Linked DNA regions of Homo sapiens: region 1 is linked to region 2. The links are chromatin loops, found by intact Hi-C in ENCODE. Cell type or tissue: CD4-positive, alpha-beta T cell. All regions are shown on one strand. Each heading gives the region's core, and the rest is flanking DNA. Links, peaks and the distances in the headings are about the cores only.

What was found. A loop is a pair of places that touch in the nucleus more often than their neighbours do. Peaks named below come from ENCODE experiments on the same cell type or tissue, not always from the same donor. Only the 100,000 strongest peaks of a DNase experiment are listed, where the experiment ranks them.
Region 1: it touches region 2 in a loop (2.7-fold over the local background); 6 of 110 quality-filtered maps call a loop at or near these places.

The regions. Positions count from the first base shown.
Region 1 is chr7:97,860,841-97,868,688 of GRCh38, forward strand. ASNS (asparagine synthetase (glutamine-hydrolyzing)) reads right to left here. Exons shown (of 13, transcript NM_001673.5): 4 at 3,419-3,656. CZ1P-ASNS (CZ1P-ASNS readthrough) reads right to left here. Exons shown (of 19, transcript NR_147989.1): 10 at 3,419-3,656. Among named protein-coding and RNA genes, the nearest start is that of ASNS, 7.6 kb to the right of the region's middle. In CD4-positive, alpha-beta T cell, for the core only: no CTCF peak of the experiment used is centred there; no DNase peak of the experiment used is centred there.
Region 2 is chr7:98,102,577-98,111,500 of GRCh38, forward strand. It overlaps LMTK2 (lemur tyrosine kinase 2), which reads left to right and starts at 4,286. Exons shown (of 14, transcript NM_014916.4): 1 at 4,286-4,704. The coding sequence starts at 4,602. In CD4-positive, alpha-beta T cell, for the core only: a CTCF peak has its summit at 4,159 (motif pointing right); DNase peaks (open chromatin) are centred at 3,825, 4,225 and 4,615; H3K4me3 peaks cover 1,247 bases; H3K27ac peaks cover 242 bases.

The DNA.
Region 1 (7,848 bases), core at 2,975-5,474, 240 kb before region 2:
AAAAATGTTTAATTTTGATGAAGTCCAATTCATTGATTTTTATTATTGTTGCTGGTCTCATATTTAAGAAAGCTTTGCCAAATCCAGGGTCATGACAATTTACTTCTATGTTTGCTTCTCGGGATTTTATAGTTTTAGCCCTTACATTTAAGTGGATTAGTTCAAAACTGATTCATTTGATCCTTTTTTTTTTTTTTTTTGAGATGAGTCTCGCTCTGTCACTCAGGCTGGAGTGCAGTTGCGCGATCTCGGCTTACCGCAAGCTCCGTCTCCCGGGTTCACGCCATTCTCCTGCCTCAGCCTCCTGAGTAGCTGGGACTACAGGCGCCCGCCACCACGCCCGGCTAATTTTTAGTAGAGACGGGGTTTCACTGTGTTAGCCAGGATGGTCTCGATCTCCTGACCTCGTGATCCACCCGCCTCGGCCTCCCAAAGTGCTGGGATTACAGGCATAAGCCATCGCGCCTGGCCTGATCCATTTTTCTGTATCCATAATTTTTGTATACGATGTTGGGTAAAGATTCAACTCCAAGTTTTGCATATGGTTACATATCTGGTTGCCCCTGTGCCAGTTTTCAAACTTCTTTCTCCACTGAATAATCTTGGCACCCTTGTCAAAAATAAGTTGATCATATATGTATGGGTTCATTTCTGACTCTCAATTCTATCCCACTAGTCTATACATCTATCCTTCTGTCAGTATTATATTGTCCTTATTACCATTGTCTTGTAGTAAGTTTTAAAATCAGTTAATATGAGGTCTCCTACTTTGTTCTTCATTTTCAAAAGATTGTTTTGGCTATTCTTAGTCTCTTGCAATTCCATATGAATTTGAGAGTCAGCTTGTAGATTTCACAAAGAACTCATCTGGGATTCTGATAGGGATCAAGTTAAATCTGTAAATCAGTTTAGGGAGGACTGCCATCTTAACAATGTTAAGCCTTCAAATCATGATCATGGGATACTTTTCCATTTATTTAGATCTCCTCTCATTTCTTTCAACAACATTTTATAGTTTTCAGAGTACAAGTTTTACACTTCTTAAATTTATTTCTAAGTATTTTATTCTTTTTGATGCTATTATAAATGAAGTTGCTTTCTTAATTTCATTTTGATTGCTCATTTTAAGTATGTAGTATTCAGTTAAAGTGTGTCAAATACCATTGATTTTTGTATATTCATCTTGTATCCTGCAACCCTGATGAACAGAAGGGATTTGTATCTAGAATACATAAGGAACTATTACAATTCAGTAATAAAAAGACAAAATAACTCAATTAGAAATGGGTAATTCAAGAATGGATAAACAAATTGCATTGCATGCAAACAAATGGAATATTATTCAGCAAGCACACCAACATGGCACATGTATACATATGTAACAAACCTGCACGTTATGCACATGTACCCTAGAACTTAAAGTATAATAATAATAATAATAAATGAGCTATCAAGCCATGAAAAAACACAGAAGAACTATAAATGTATACTGCTAGGTGAAAGAAGCCAGTCTGAAAAAGCTACATACTATATGATTACAACTATTATACGACATTCTGGGAAAGGCAAAGTGAGAGAGAAAGCAAAAAGATCAGTAATGACTGGGGGGTTAGGAGGAAGAGGACGGGAGGAAAGAATAAGTGGAGCACAGGAGATTTTTAGGGCAATGAAACTGTTCTACATAATACTGTAATGGTGGGTACATGGCATTAAACATTTGTCAAATCCAAAAATCTATAAAACACAAAGAGTGAACCCTTATGTAAACTATGAACTTCAGTTAATATATAAGTATCAGTTCATCAAATCTAATAAATGTAGCACAGTAATGCAAGATGTTAAGAGTGGGGAAAACTGGGCAGGGGCACTGTAGGGGGAGCATATGTGAACTCTCTGCACTTTCCTCTCAATTTTTTCTAAAACTGCTCAAAAAAAAAAATAAAGTCTATTATGTTTTTAAAATAAAATGATCCCTAACAGGAAAAAAAAATGGCAAAGGATCTGAACAAATATTTCTCCAAAGAAGATATACAAATGGCCAATAAGCATAAGATAAGATGCTGGACATCACTGTCAACAGGAAAATACAAATCAAAATCACAATGAGATACCACTTCACATACACTAGAATGGCTAGAATTAAAGTCACACACTGTTTGTGAAGATGTGGAGAAACAGAAATTTTAATACACTGCTGGAGTGAATAAAAAATGATGCAGCCATTTCAAAAATTAGTCTGGCAGTTCTTCAACTGAACATAGTTATCATGTGTCCCAGCAATTCTACTCCTAGATATACACCCAAGGGAAATGTCCACACAAAAACTTGTACACCAATGTTTATAGCAGCATTATTCATAATAGCCAAAAGGGGTAAATAATGTCCTAAATGTCCATCAACTGACAAGCGAATAAACAAAATGCAGTGTATCCATGTAATGGAATATCATTTGGCCATAAGAAGTAAGTACTGATACATGCTACGGCATAGACAAATCTTGAAAGCACTATACCAAGTGAAAGAATCCAGTCACAAAAGCCGGTATGATATATAATCCCGTTCATATGAAACATACAGAATAGGGAATCCAGAGGCAGAAAGACTGGTGATTGCCGGGGCTACAACTGCAGGGGTGCAGCTGATGGATATGGAGAGATGGAATTCAAAGCTAAAGGGCACAGGAGGCAGGGTGTTGTGGTGCATGCCTATACTCCTAGCTACTAGGGAGGCTGAGGTGGGAGAATCGCTTGAGCCCACGAGTTCAAGGCTGCACTGAGCTATCAAACCACCGCACTCCAGCCTGGGCTGGGCGACTGAGCAAGACCCCATCTCTTCAAACAAACAAACAAACAAAAACCTAGTTGATCCTGCCAGCAAAAACTAAGGTAAAGGGCATAGGATTTGATTTGGTTTTTTTTGAGGTGGAAAAACAATCCTAAAACTGATTGGAGTGTTGTTTACCAACATCTGTGAATATACTAAAAACCACTGAACTGTATACTTCAAGTGGGTGAATTACATGGTATGTGAATTATCAATAAAGCTGTTTTAGAAATCCTAACACTTGCTGTGCTATAACTGCGCAAAGTACCACAATGCAATAATTGCAGAGTCAACCCTACGATTATAGTATGACACAGGAAAACTTAAAACTGCACTTAAGATCAAGCTAGATGTAGAGCATATTAGCACAGCAAAAAATAAACGACTGCACTAAAGAATCATCCTTCAAGGATTACAGAATTTAAGTGCTGAAAAGGAGAGTACAACTCCTCTGTTTTTTTAAAAAAAGGTAAAGACTCATAACTTAGTCACTTGTAAAATTCTGGATTGCTCTCTAAGAGATTTTCAAATATAATTTAAAAGAAAACGTACAACCAAGACAATAATGAAAATCTATAGAAAAATTTATTATTACCTTTAGCTTCTGAACATACAGCCAAAAATCCATCTTCTGTCATTGCTTTAAACAAAGGTCTGACTCCATATGTATCTCTACCCAGGAACACTTTCTTATTGGCAGTATCCAGTAAAACAAATGCAAACACACCATCCAACATACAAATTGTTTGCTCAATTCCTCCTTTGTCATAAAGATGAAGGATTATCTCACCATCCACTTTGGTCTGGTATTCAAATTCAAAATGCTGTTGCATCTTAGGAAGCGAAAGCAAAACCAAAATGTTAGACTCCTTGTACATTCACTAATAATTTTTTATTGCAAAGATGCTTCAGTATTTCTGAGCTCTATAATCCTTTCATGCACTTTGGTGATTTAGGAGAATCACAGCATTATTAAACTATGGTTCGCTTCAACTCATATTCTGCAAATTCTGTTCAACATAAAGCCGAACCCATGAAAATTTTAGTTGCAGTCTGATAAACAGAACATAATGGGAATGTGCCAGAACAGTAACCTGTGGAGGGATGGAAATGTATATTATATACATACCATATATGTAATACATACATATATTTATATATATACAGATTGAGTATCCCTTATCTGAAATGTTTGGAACCAGAAGTGTTTTGTGTTTTGGACTTTGGAATATTTGCATATATGTGAGATATCTTGGGCATGAGACCCAAGTCTAAACATGAACTTCATTTATGTTTCATATATCTTATACACAAAACCTAAAGGTAATTTTATATAATATTTCAAATAATTTTGTGCATGAAACAAAGTTTGCATACATGGAACCATCAGAAAGCAAAGGGGTCACTATCTCAGCTACCATGTGGAAAATCTGTGGCTGTTTGACATCATTGACCATCATTCCTGACTCTGAATTTATTATGCTGCTGATGAGCAATCATTTTCATATGCTTATAAAATATGACATACCATTAATACAGTAAGAAAGTAATAAGTAGCATAGTAGAATCACCAGAATACCTGCATCAGCTGTTAAACAGCTGTACAAACAATGGCAGGCTTTCAGACTCCACCTACAATGCTGCGTTTTGATTAAAAGGTTACTATACACTGTATTTTTTTTTCCTTTTTCAGGTGAGAAGAAACATCAGAAGCAGCTGAGCAACTAGGAAGCGGGTCCTCTGAGATTGAAGAGGCATTCGGCCAGATGACTTTTAAATGTTTCTCCAGAGTCATCTGCTTCATTAACAATGGCTTTTGTCTTGGAAGGCTCTCTTTGATTTTATAAACTGACATGACCTCTTGTTCTGTTATGAATGCAGGTAGCTCTAGTCCTTCAATATCTCTATCACACATTTTCACCATGTCATCTATACCTTTATACTACAGTCCAGTTTCTCCTACAGCTTGACTTTCTGTGTTATAAGTGTTTCTACTTTTCCTTATCACTGCTGCTCATAGAAATATCTACAGGTCTTTTTGACATTTTCAGTATCTTAACACCACAGAGCAGAAAATAAGCAAAAATACACAATGGATAATGCACATAAGTCCCATCTGTGGGGATCCTGCCAATGGCGTATCCAGCTTGAACATGTGCCATTCTATTACCCTTTGTGGGCGTGCTTGCATGGGGAAATCCGGGCATGTGTAGAAAAGTTATACTGCAGCTGAAGCGGGCTGAGAGGGTCTTTTTTCCCTAGGGAACGCCAAATAAACTGCGTGTTTTACACCTGCATTTTGACTGTGACATCAAAATGCACATGTAATGTCATGTCAGTGCTCAAAAAGTTTCAGATTTTGGAGCATTTCAAATTTCAGATTTTCAGATTAGGGATGCTCAACCTCTAAATTTAAGTTAAGATAATAGGTTGCCTGGTTGCCATGACACTAAAAAACGTGTCTTTTGCAACTATAAACTTTTGATTTGAGAAGATAGTATTGGCTAAGAAGTTCCTCCAGTTCAGCTTCAAAGTCCTAGCTATAAAAATGTAAAGCAAAGGGACAAACATCATTTGGCATCATTCCCTGAAAAATAAATGGCTCCATCACAATAACAGATACATGATCCAAAACAAAGCTGCTGGTCCCCAGGGGTGGATGACAATGCCCAGTGCTTCCACCACTGCAGCAGCATTAAAGCTACTCCTTACTGATAGATAAAATGACGGTGGCGCTTTATTAGTCTGCATTCCCCAAAAGAACAGCAAAGGGACTGTCTGCCACTGCATGCAGAGTAAGAAGGTTTGATTAGGCTACTCCCCAATTCTGACACTCTCCACCATCAACGGCAAACTATGAGCCATTAATGGCAAACTATGAGGATGAAAAGTCCTTGATGTATTCCTCTTTCTTCTTTGTACTCGGGTTTTTGGCTGACATTAGAGAAAGAAGAGGTTTAAATCAGGTGGAAATCCTAGATAAGCTTAAAACATGCTTTCAAATTTCAAAAAGTAAACCTATTATGTATGTGCATGACCCATAAATATGCTTCACACTCCATCCAACTCACTCCATAATTTGTGAATCTTTTGTCTATAAGTCCTCACTGAACTGTCCAAAAATGGGCTTTGCCTCCAGTGACTACAAAGTCACTACCTGGTCACCCCTCTCTGCTCTATCAGGGATGATCTGTAACTAGCAGGTGGGGGCCTGTAAACAGTCTTCTGCTGACTCTTCTGGGCTGAACTGCCTGAAGGGTTAGTGACCATAAAGCATTCGGTGATATTAGTAAGCAACAGCTTCCCAAATCTACCTTACCCACCTCTTTGGCCTAAACTTTGCAGGTAACTTATTTAAAAAGGAGAAGGGTCCTTTGGGTAACGGATGTATTACTTCCTACTCTCCTAAAACCAAACTCCAATGCTGCACCTTAAATAAAAGCCCTCAAATCTTGCCTCCTGACGTCATGCTGTCATTTGACTTGGCTGCAGGCCCTGATACTCCCCTGCAGGGAGAGGGCCTGCTCTTTGCCCCAGCCTTTACCCCATTCCTCCTTTCTTTCATTCAGTCTCCTTCTACTCCCAGTACACCTCTGGCTGTATTTTATTGTAGTGGTAAACTTTATTTTTACCAAAAAGGAGGTGTGGGGGGGATTTCTGAATACTTTATATAAGCCTAAAGTATACATTCTGCTCATTAGACAGACTGCTAGCTGCCCCAACTACATAAACTTAGATGCTTGGTAGAAGCAATGGAACAAACTTCTCTACTTTTACAAATATAACATTTGGCTAATTTAGAATAGAAATTAATTATTTTCAAAATATTTAACTTCTTGTAACTTTTTAATAAAAGAAATAACACTGTTCAAGTGAAACAGGGCACTTCCTATTTCATTTAAGGGGAAAGCCAAGCTGATAATGCCATAATACCACCTAGCGTTCTCATGTATATGACATTATTTGACTTAGAAAAAATTTTTAATACTCTCTTCTTCTACCTCCCACTAGCAGGAAATTCCATTCTTGCCTTTCCTTTTCACCATTTCATCTCCAATCACCTAGAAAAATGATGTCTGGTGCATAGTAGACCCTTAATAAAGGAATAAAGAAATGTGTAAAAGGAATTTCCTGAATAACTATTTTAAAACTTTTTAAATGAGAAGACTATTATTAAGAGTCTTCCTATGAGCAGGCAACAAACAATGACAAAAGCTATTGTTCACAGATAAAAATGTCCAAAATGTGATTAGGATGTAAATCTCTATCAATGCCTGACAGGTATCTATCAAGAAGTCTCAAAAAATACCAAGAAACATACCAACCAAATGCATGAACCTTGAATGAAATCTGGCTCAAAACAAACAAGAACCAGCTATAAAGATATTCTTGGTAGCACTTTGAGAGGTCAAGGTGGGCAGATTACCTGAGCTCAGGAGTTCCAGACCACCCTGGGCAACATGGTGAAACCCTGTCTTTACTAAAATACAAAAAATTAGCTGGGCATGGTGGCAGGTGCCTGTAGTCCCAGCTACTTGGGAGGCTGAGGCAGGAGAATTGCTTGAACCTGGGAGGCAGAGGTTGCAGTAAGCCGAGATCGCACCACTGCACTCCAGCCTGGGTGACAGAATGAGACTCTGTCTCAAAATAAATAAATAAATAAAAATATTCTTGGGACACTTAGGGAAATTTCATTTAAGTATTAACTGGATATTAGGTGGTATTATGGACTCTTAGGTTTAATAATGGCATTGATGTTATGTAGAAGAATGTCCTTATTCTTAGGAGATAAATGCTTATATATTTAGGAGTGTCATAATATCTGCACTGTACTCTCAAATGATTCAGCAAAAACATGTGTGTGTGTGTGTGTGTGTGTGTAGAAAGAAAAATCAAGCAACTATGGCAAAACATTAATGACTATTTAATCTAGGTGCTTGTTGTTCTGTTCTTTACTGTATGTTAGGAATTTTTTCAAAATGAAAAGCTGGGGAGAAGGAGAAAAAATTCTAAGAGTCAATGAAA
Region 2 (8,924 bases), core at 2,980-5,479:
CCATGGTGGTGAAGTTGCTGGTTTTCAAGGCTATCACAGAGGTGGGGAGAGAAGAATGGAAATAGGGCAAGTAAAAATTTCATGAAGCTCATTATTCTTATGAGATTTGGCCATTTTCCTTTTCTTTATTTTAAGAGACAGGGTTTCACTATGTAGCACAGGCTGGAGTGCAGTGGTGGAATCACAGTTCACTGCAGCCTCAAATTTCTGGGCTGAAGCAATCCTCCCATCTCAGCCTGCCAAAGTGCTGGGACTACAGGCATGTGCCACTGTGCCTGGCTAATTATTTATTTTTAGTAGAGATTGGGGTCTCACTATGTTACCCAGGCTGCTCTCAAACTCCCAGGCTCAGGTGATCCTCCTACCTCAGCCTCCCAAAGTGTTCGTATTACGGGCGTGAGCCACCACACCTGGCCTCAGCCATTTTTCTTTAACAAATTGACTCATGATATTGCAAACCTCTGGCAAATTCCTAGAGTTCTGAAGAAGTTTATGTGGACAATTTTGCTAGTGCTCTTCTTGCCTTCCATTCTTCAAGTATCAGTCCATTCTTGCATTGCTATAAGGAATACCTAAGATTGGGTAATGTATAAAGAAAAGAGGTTTAATTGGCATATGGTTCTGCAAGTTGTACAGGAAGCATGATGCTAGAATCTGCTTGGCTTCTGAAAGGCTTCAGAAAACTTACTATGATGGCAGTACGCAAAGGAGGAGCGAGGCATCTCACACGGTGGGAACAGTAGAGAGAGAGAGGGAGGAGGTGCTACACACTTTTTAAACAACTAGATCTCGTCAAAGATCACTCGCCATCACAAGAACAGCACCAAGAGGATGGCGCTGAACCATTCATGAGAACCCTCTCCCATGATCCGATCACCTCCTACCAGGCCCCACCTCCAAAACTGTGGATTACATCTCCACACATGAGACCGGGTGGGAACACAAGCCCAAATCGTATCCAAATGCTTCCCTCATGACCTTTGTTTTTAAAATAATTTGTTTAATTATACATTTATATAATTTATTTATTTATTTTTGAGATGGAGTCTCACTCTGTTGCCCAGGCTGGAGTGCAATGGCATAATCTCAGCTCACTGCAACCTCTGCCTCCTGGGTTCAAGTGATTCTCCTGCCTCTGCCTCATGAGAAGCCGGGATAACAGGTGCCAGCCACCATGCCCAGGCCATCTTGGCCTGGCTGGCCTTGAACTCCTGACCTCAAGTGATCCACCTGTCTAGGCCTTCCAAAGTGCTGGGATTACAGGCGTGAGCCACTGCCTATAACTTAAATTTTAACAATGGCTGTGTTGAACAACCAATGCGCATAATTCCTGAACATGTTAACAATTGGCTTTCATGAGTTGGCACCAGCAGCTCCAGGACCCCACCAACAGGCCTCCTGGGTGCCCCATTTGATCCAGCTGAGCTCTGTGAACCTTTAGAGTATCTGCTAGGTGCCAGAGCTCCAGAAGTGCTCATCCAATACTAAGCTGACTCCACATCCTTCAGCATCCAGGCCTCAGCCAGAGCTTGCTGGCAGGACAGACACTGGCAGGAGGGTCTTCCAAGCGATAGCTTGGCATGAAGGAAAACTTGAAAGAGGCTTGGCATGAAGGAAAACTTGCAAGAATGGCTGTAAAGGGCTGGGCGTGGTGGCTCATGCCTATAATCCCAACACTTTGAGAGGCCGAAGTGGGCAGATCACTTGAGGTCAGAAGTTCAAGACCAACCTGGCCAACATGGTGAAACCCTGTCTCTCCTAAAAATACAAAAATTAGCCAGGTGTGGTGGCGGGCGCCTGTAACCCCAGCTACTCAGGAGGCAGAGGCAGGAGAATCACTTGAGCATGGGAGGCAGAAGTTGCAGTGAGCCAAGATCACACCACTGTACTCCAGCCTGGGTGACAGAGCGAGACCCTGTTTCAAAAAAGAAAAAAAAAAAAGAATGGCTGTAAAACACTGAAAGATATTGCTTCTAATCTTAGGTATTGATTTCCAAATTGTGCTAAAGGCTGTTTTCTGACTTCTGGGTGAAACTAAACAAAGCCAACAGGTTTTTGTTTGTTTAATAACATCTCTAACTGGAAGTCTTCAAGTATTGAGTAAAGGCATACACGGTGAGGTGGGTGGTGGGGCAAAGGCTGCCTTTAGACATCATCTGGGGGATGTGCACTGTAACCCCTGTTCTGTGAAAGAGGAAAAGAAGTTTGTTTATTTGTTTGTTTGTTTTAACTTTTGGGCTTGCTCAAATAATAGCAAAATCTACTTTGGGATTGTGGTCCAACGTGCTGTTGGAGTGCACTTTAGTTGTAAATAACCACTACCAGGATTATCAGGTAAGGCCTTCCTTAGGCCAGCACTACAGCAGGCAGTCACGAGCCTCCTTGCAGTACACAGTGTGGGTGTCCCTGGCTTCTCTGAACTCAAAGTGAGAAGCTTCCTGATAGAAGTAGAAGTATAGGCTAGGCGCGGTGGCTCATGCCTGTAACCCCAGCACTTTGGGAGGCCGGAGTGGGCAGATCACGAGGTCAAGAGATCGAGACCATCCTGGCCAACATGGTGAAATCCTGTCTCTACTGAAAATACAAAAATTAGCCAGGTGTGGTGGCGGGCACCTGTAGTCCCAGCTACTCAGGAGGCTGAGGCAGGAGAATCGCTTGAACCCAGGAGGCAGAGGTTGCAGTGAGCTGAGATCGCACCACTGCATTCTAGCCTGGTGACAGAGACAGACTCTGTCTCAAAGAAAAAAAAAAAAGAAGTAGAAGTACAACAGGGTGATTGTGTCTCTTTCCTAGACCTTTGCCTTCCTTACCAATTCTGCATATAATCAGCAGAAAGCCGTGAACTTTTTTTTTTTTAAGACAGAGTCTCGCTGTGTCGCCCAGGCTGGAGTGCAGCGGTGTGATCTCAGCTCACCGCAACCTCCGCCTCCTGGGTTCGAGCAATTTTCCTGCCTCAGCCTCCCAAGCAGCTGGGATTACAGGCATGCGTCACCGTGTCTGGCTAATACTTTTTGTATTTTTAGTAGAGATGGGGTATGACCATGTTGGCCAGGCTGGTCTTGAACTCCTGGTCTGAAGTGATTCACCCACCTTGGCCTCCCAAAGTGCTGAGATTACAGGTGTGAGCCACCGTGCCCAGCCAAGCCATGGACTTTTAAATTCAATGTTTCTCGTTCCAGGTATTTGTCTCCTTAGATATTTATTGGCTTGCCTCAATCATCCAACAAATATTCCCTGGGCATCATCTGTGTGTCCAGTGCTGTGTTAACATCATCGACAGCTGGCATTTAGGATGGACATTTGGGGAGTTTGGAGAATTGGGGAGGTTACACTGTTGCCAGGTGGCAAAGTCTCATCTGATAAGATTGAAATCAGCTCCTCTCATGCACACACTGAACCATAGCGCCTCTCCAGAAAAGCTTAGCATTTTCCCAACCCCCATGCCTCTGACCACTATATTACTTGTGTCTGGAGAGTGCTTTCTCTATCCTCTCTGCAGGACTGTGTTCTCACCTCACCTCTTGGTGGGGAGAAGGCCACCCCTGGGAGCTGCTCTGCCCTGGTACCTGGGACCAGGGCCATGCACCATTGCTTTAGAGAACACCTGCTCCGACCCAGGTCCTGCACCAGGGATTTCCCACCAGCTGAATCAGACACAGTTGCTGTCCTCAGGGAGCTTACAGTCACGGGTCAATAGGATACTGCAGCTAGGATAGCAGTCCACACAGGGCCAGGGCGGGGCACTAAGGAGATGACAGTCATTTCTCCTAGAGAGTCATAGATGAAGTCATATGTCAGGTGAGTCTCGACAGATGAAAGGAAGAGTGTCTGCCAGGTGGACAAGAGGCAACAGCTTGAGCTCAGGAGGTGAGTCAGTGGGTGATGCCGAGAGAGGCATTCTCTTGATCAATTCAAGTGAAAAGCCCAAAGCTGTTTGATGGCTGAGAGGATGTGTAGGTCAACTTAAGGAGAAGAGCCTAAAACAGCTCTGACAAGTAAAAAAAAAAAAAAGGCAGAAGACAAGACAGGCCTATTTTTGCATGTTATAAAACACCGAGAAAAAAATATCAGGATGATTGTCATGGTCTTCTTTACATTTTCCTGTATTTTTCAATTTAAAATAATTGTTGGTGTTACCTGCTGCCCACGCACTCCTCCGTCTGCAGGGGGCGCACCGGCCGCCACCGCTCACTCCTTCAGGATGATGGGCGGGGCCTCCTGGGCCGGTGTGGACTGACGAGTGGCTGGCCGCCCTGTCCATCACGACATCCCGCCCCCGCGCTACGTCACATGACGCAGCCCATCATGGCGGCGGGAGCGCGGCTTCCCAGGCCCGCCGCTCCGCAGGGCTGCTGGCGTTGCTGCTGTTGAGAGGCGGCGGCGGCGGCGCAGGCGGGCGGGAAGGATGGTGTTTCTGCGACTGGAGCGGCAGGTGCGGACCGGGAGCCGGACCGAGGTTTGGCAGAAGCAACGTGTGCTCGGGAGCAACCGGCGCGGGTGCCACTGAGGCAGCGGAGGGAGGCAGGATCGACTGACGGGCGAACGGACGGACGGACGGAAGGCGACTCGAGGGCCGGCCCCGGAGCCGCGCCGTGGGCGAGATGCCGGGGCCGCCGGCGTTGCGGCGGAGGCTGCTGCTGCTGCTGCTGGTCCTCCTGATCGCCGGCAGTGCTGGGGCCGCGCCACTTCCGCAAACAGGTGCAGGTGAGCGGGCCCGCGGCGGGGACGGGGCTGCGGGGTCTTCGGCGTGGAGGGGAGGGGGCGGCAGGGCCGGGCCGGCCTCGGCGCCGAGGAATCGGAGGGCCTGCCGGGGGCGGGAAGCCCAGGGAGGCGAGTGATTAGGGAGATTTCTGCCGCAGGGGCGTGGGATTTGGGGGGGCGGGAGCGAGGCGACGTCGTTGGGGCTGGGGAGGGCGGCGGGCGAGGTAGCAGCCACCGACCCCTCCCGGGATAGGCTGCGGTGCCGGCCCTGGACCTGTTGCCTTAAGATCCTCAGCTTATATCGCTTCCTGGCAGTTCAGCTTCCCTTTCCAGATGTCACCTGCCTCTTGTGCTTTTTTTTCGCATCTCATAAGAACCGTTTCTTAGCCCTAATCATACTTAAATGCAAATGACTTGGCGAGCTGTGCGGAGTTTGTTTTCGCTCCTTGCAACTTATTCTGAAGTTGTAAATTGATTTTAGACGCTGTGCTTTTTATTCGGAATGTATCTCCGGGGATGAGAAGGAAACAACTATAAATATTTCTATTTTAGGAAGCCAGTGATTAGAGTAGCAGGCGTTGAATAACTATTGACAAACTGGCTTAAGGGTGATGGAAGTTTCTATTTTAGCTAACGTCAGTGTATGATTTTCTTTTCTCCCCCCCCGCCCATTTTCTCAACATCGTTTTTATTTGGGGTTTATTTTCCTAAATAAAACTTCAACCCAAGAAAACATCCCAAGTTGGGTCATTTTTCTAAAAAGGAAAAAAAAATCTAGGCTAACTTGGCGTTATTGACTGCCGCCATTACCTTTGAAATGGGGAAAGATTGAAATTTCATACATTCATAGAATGTTAGAGTTAGAAGAGACCTTAAAGAAAATTTAGACCAATTTCTTCTTTACGTAGTAGGAGATACTGGGCATGTTGGGTCAAATGACCTACCCAGGGTGACACAGCTTCGTTGTAGGCAGAGCCCCAAAGCCAGGTCTTAGATACCCCTAGTTGTATGATTTTTTTTAAGTCTTGTAACTGTTTTGGAATACTCTCGAGGTCAAGAGTTATTTTGGAATAATGTTAATTGGGTACAGAATGTGGATGTACTGTCTCCAGTAAAGACATATTTTTCAAACAAATCTACGATGAAAGCTACATGTAATTGCTTCCAGAGCTACATCAGGGTTTGTCATTGAGTGCCCTTTAGTTGAACGTTAAATGTCCTCATTGTACCGTATAATGTAGCACTAAATTTCTGTTACTGCCTTAGATCAAATACTTGTGAGGTGAATTCTGTTTTCTGATCCGATAGATAAGAAGAGTAAATGTTATCAGATGTGTATAGGCAACCCCGGAAAGAGTCACAGGAAATGCCTGGGAAATAATGAAAGATTATGTGGAAGGATGGTGATGTTGATATTTAAAGATATTGATATTGAAAGTTAGCACTAGTATAGTGTAGTAGGTAAAGAGTATTTATATGATGGGGATTCAAGAAATTTCCAGATGACTTTACACTTAATTGGATTTTTATATATTTTGAAGTATCGATTCTTTATAGGAACCTATGTCTGCCTGCACACTTTTTTTTTTTTTTTTTTTTTGAGACGGAGTCTTGCTCTGTCACCCAGGCTGGAGTGCATCATCGGTGCGATATCAGCTGACTGCAACCCCCCCCTTCCGAGTTCAAGCAGTTCTCTGCCTCAGCCTCCTGTGTAGCTGGGACTACAGGCCCCTGCCACCATGTCCGGCTAATTTTTGTATTTTTAGTAGAGACGGGTTTCATCATCTTGGCCAGGCCGGTCTTGAACTCCTGACCTCGTGATTCACCCGCCTCAGCCTCCCAAAGTGCTGGGATTACAGGCGTGAGCCACCGCGCCTGGCCACCTGTACACTTCTTACACGGTTTTTATTCCATTCTTTTACAATTTTATGGTGTCATGAATTATAAAATGAATTTTGTTGGGGTGTTGTAGAACAAAGCAATCAGAAAAGTTAATCTGTAAATAGAGATATCAAATCTTGACATACATATAGCATAAGGAAATATTTGGTAATTTGTAGCAACTTTTGCTACAAATTTTCCTTTCATATTCTGATCTTTGTAGGATAGGTGTATATGTTTTGACGTGTTGCATATGAATAATGGGTACCTAGGGTTAAAGTCTGTGGAAAAGACGCACAGTCAGGCCGGGAGCAGTGGATCACACCTGTAATCCCAGCACTTTGGGAGGCCCAGGTGGGTGGATTGCTTGAGGTCAGGAGTTCGAGACCAGCCTGACCAACATGGTGAAATTCCCTCTCTACTAAATATACAAAAATTAGCCGTGCGTGGTGGTGGGAGCCTGTAATCCCAACTATTTGGGAGGCTGAGGCAGGAAAATTGCTTGCACCCAGGGAGCGGAGCTTACAGTGAGCCGAGATTGTGCCACTGCATCATAGCCTGGGCAACAGAGTGAGACTCCGTCTCAAAAAAAAAAAAAAAAAAAAGAAAGGAAGATGCACAATCAGACATAGATATTCAGGGGCTTGTCTCTCCATCCAAAAGAGTTTATTGATCCTCGTTAGCTGAGGTGGGTTCTTGACCAAGATATATTAGACCAAGTTTAAAAAAAAACCTTTAAGCTAATCCTGACTAGTGAGCTCGCTGGTTAAAAAAGAGGAATCCCGCTTGACCATGTATGGTAGATAAAAGAGCAGTTACACGCCAAAAACCTAACTAAAGCTTCTGGTAATCTAGGAGCCTGCACTCCTTGTGAAGATAGAGCTAGACACTTTCAAATAAGGATAGACCCATTTCATAGGGTCTTTCGCCTCCTTGTTCTTCTTTCTGCTTGAAGCCTGATCAGTCTATCCAGTTTAATGGTGCCTTAGAGAAAGCATGCAGTTAACTGAAATTCAGCTTTTAAACTGAAGATCATTTATCTATGGTGTCTTCATCATCTAGATTCATTGCTAGACTCAGAAGCTGAAAAAGATATTTTCTTATTCAGTCATAATAAAGCTATGTAAATATATAGATTGCACTTGCCCATCAGGCAAGAAGGCATTTCTTGGTTGAACTTTATTTTGGGCCTCTTCTTTGAGCTGGGATGCCGTTTTGCCCCCTACGCCCGCCCCGTCTAGGAGCCTCTTTTCCTGAGAATCTGTGTTTCTGTAAGGGCCCTTGTTGTTATGTAGACTAAGACTTGTTGGTCCTCTCTAGGAAGCTTTTATGTAAAGGGAGAAAGTTCACTGTTTTCACACCCAGTTAAATTGCCAAACTAAGATTACAGTTCAGTTCTTTTCCCCAGATCATAGTTATCAGATCATTCTTCTCTTAGAAAACATGGATGCGCCTTTTCTAAGATTCTCAGGATTCACATCATAAACGGGGACTAGAAATAAAGAAAGATCTTGTATATGTGAACGAATTTCTCTAAGCTCACACTTTCTTATTAATATTAGGATAGTGGTGAGACAAGGAAACCCAGTTCTATTGTTCTGCAGCATATTAGGTCACAGAGTACAGAGGAAGCTTTTAGCAGCTCCAGATAAAGGACCTCACGGAAGCCCGTGAAGCCAGTGGGACTCAGCTACTGATTAAACAGCAGCTTGTGAAACCGAGCCTCTCGTTTTAGATTAAACAAACAGACTTGTATTTTGAAAAAGATTTCTAAAGTAAAGGAAATGCTTTCTAAAGTATGAATTACTGTGTTTAACAGCCTCTGGGAAAATTATTTTCAACAGGCTTTCTATGCAAATTATTTTAGGATTTATAGCTATAAATCTTGAAATTTGATTTTGGTTGGGATTGCTGCAATTACTTTTACTTGGTGATATTTTGGGGTTAACTAAATATGCTCATTTGAACAGTAATAGGAAGTCCGTCTGCAGTTTTGTAGCTGATTAGCACTGAAGTTATCAAATCCTTACAGTTTTGCTGATAATCAGTGTGCTGAGTGTTCCTGCAAATTCTCTTAAAAATTTAGAGTCCTTGGGCCCTCTCTGGCCCCTGTGTATTGTGTCACTTAGATAACAGCTGTAGATATAATTTTAAAAAGACACTGTCATATAAATAAGGGACGTCCAGGGTTCTGAAACAGTAAACAAATGAGTCCTCAAAAAAGTTCTTGTAAATGGACATATAGAAATAATCCAACTTTTTCGTTTAGTTGAGAGTAAAATTCATGAACCAATCCTAGCTGGAACAGAGTGTTGTAGGAAGAGCTTGGGCTTTGTAGTGAG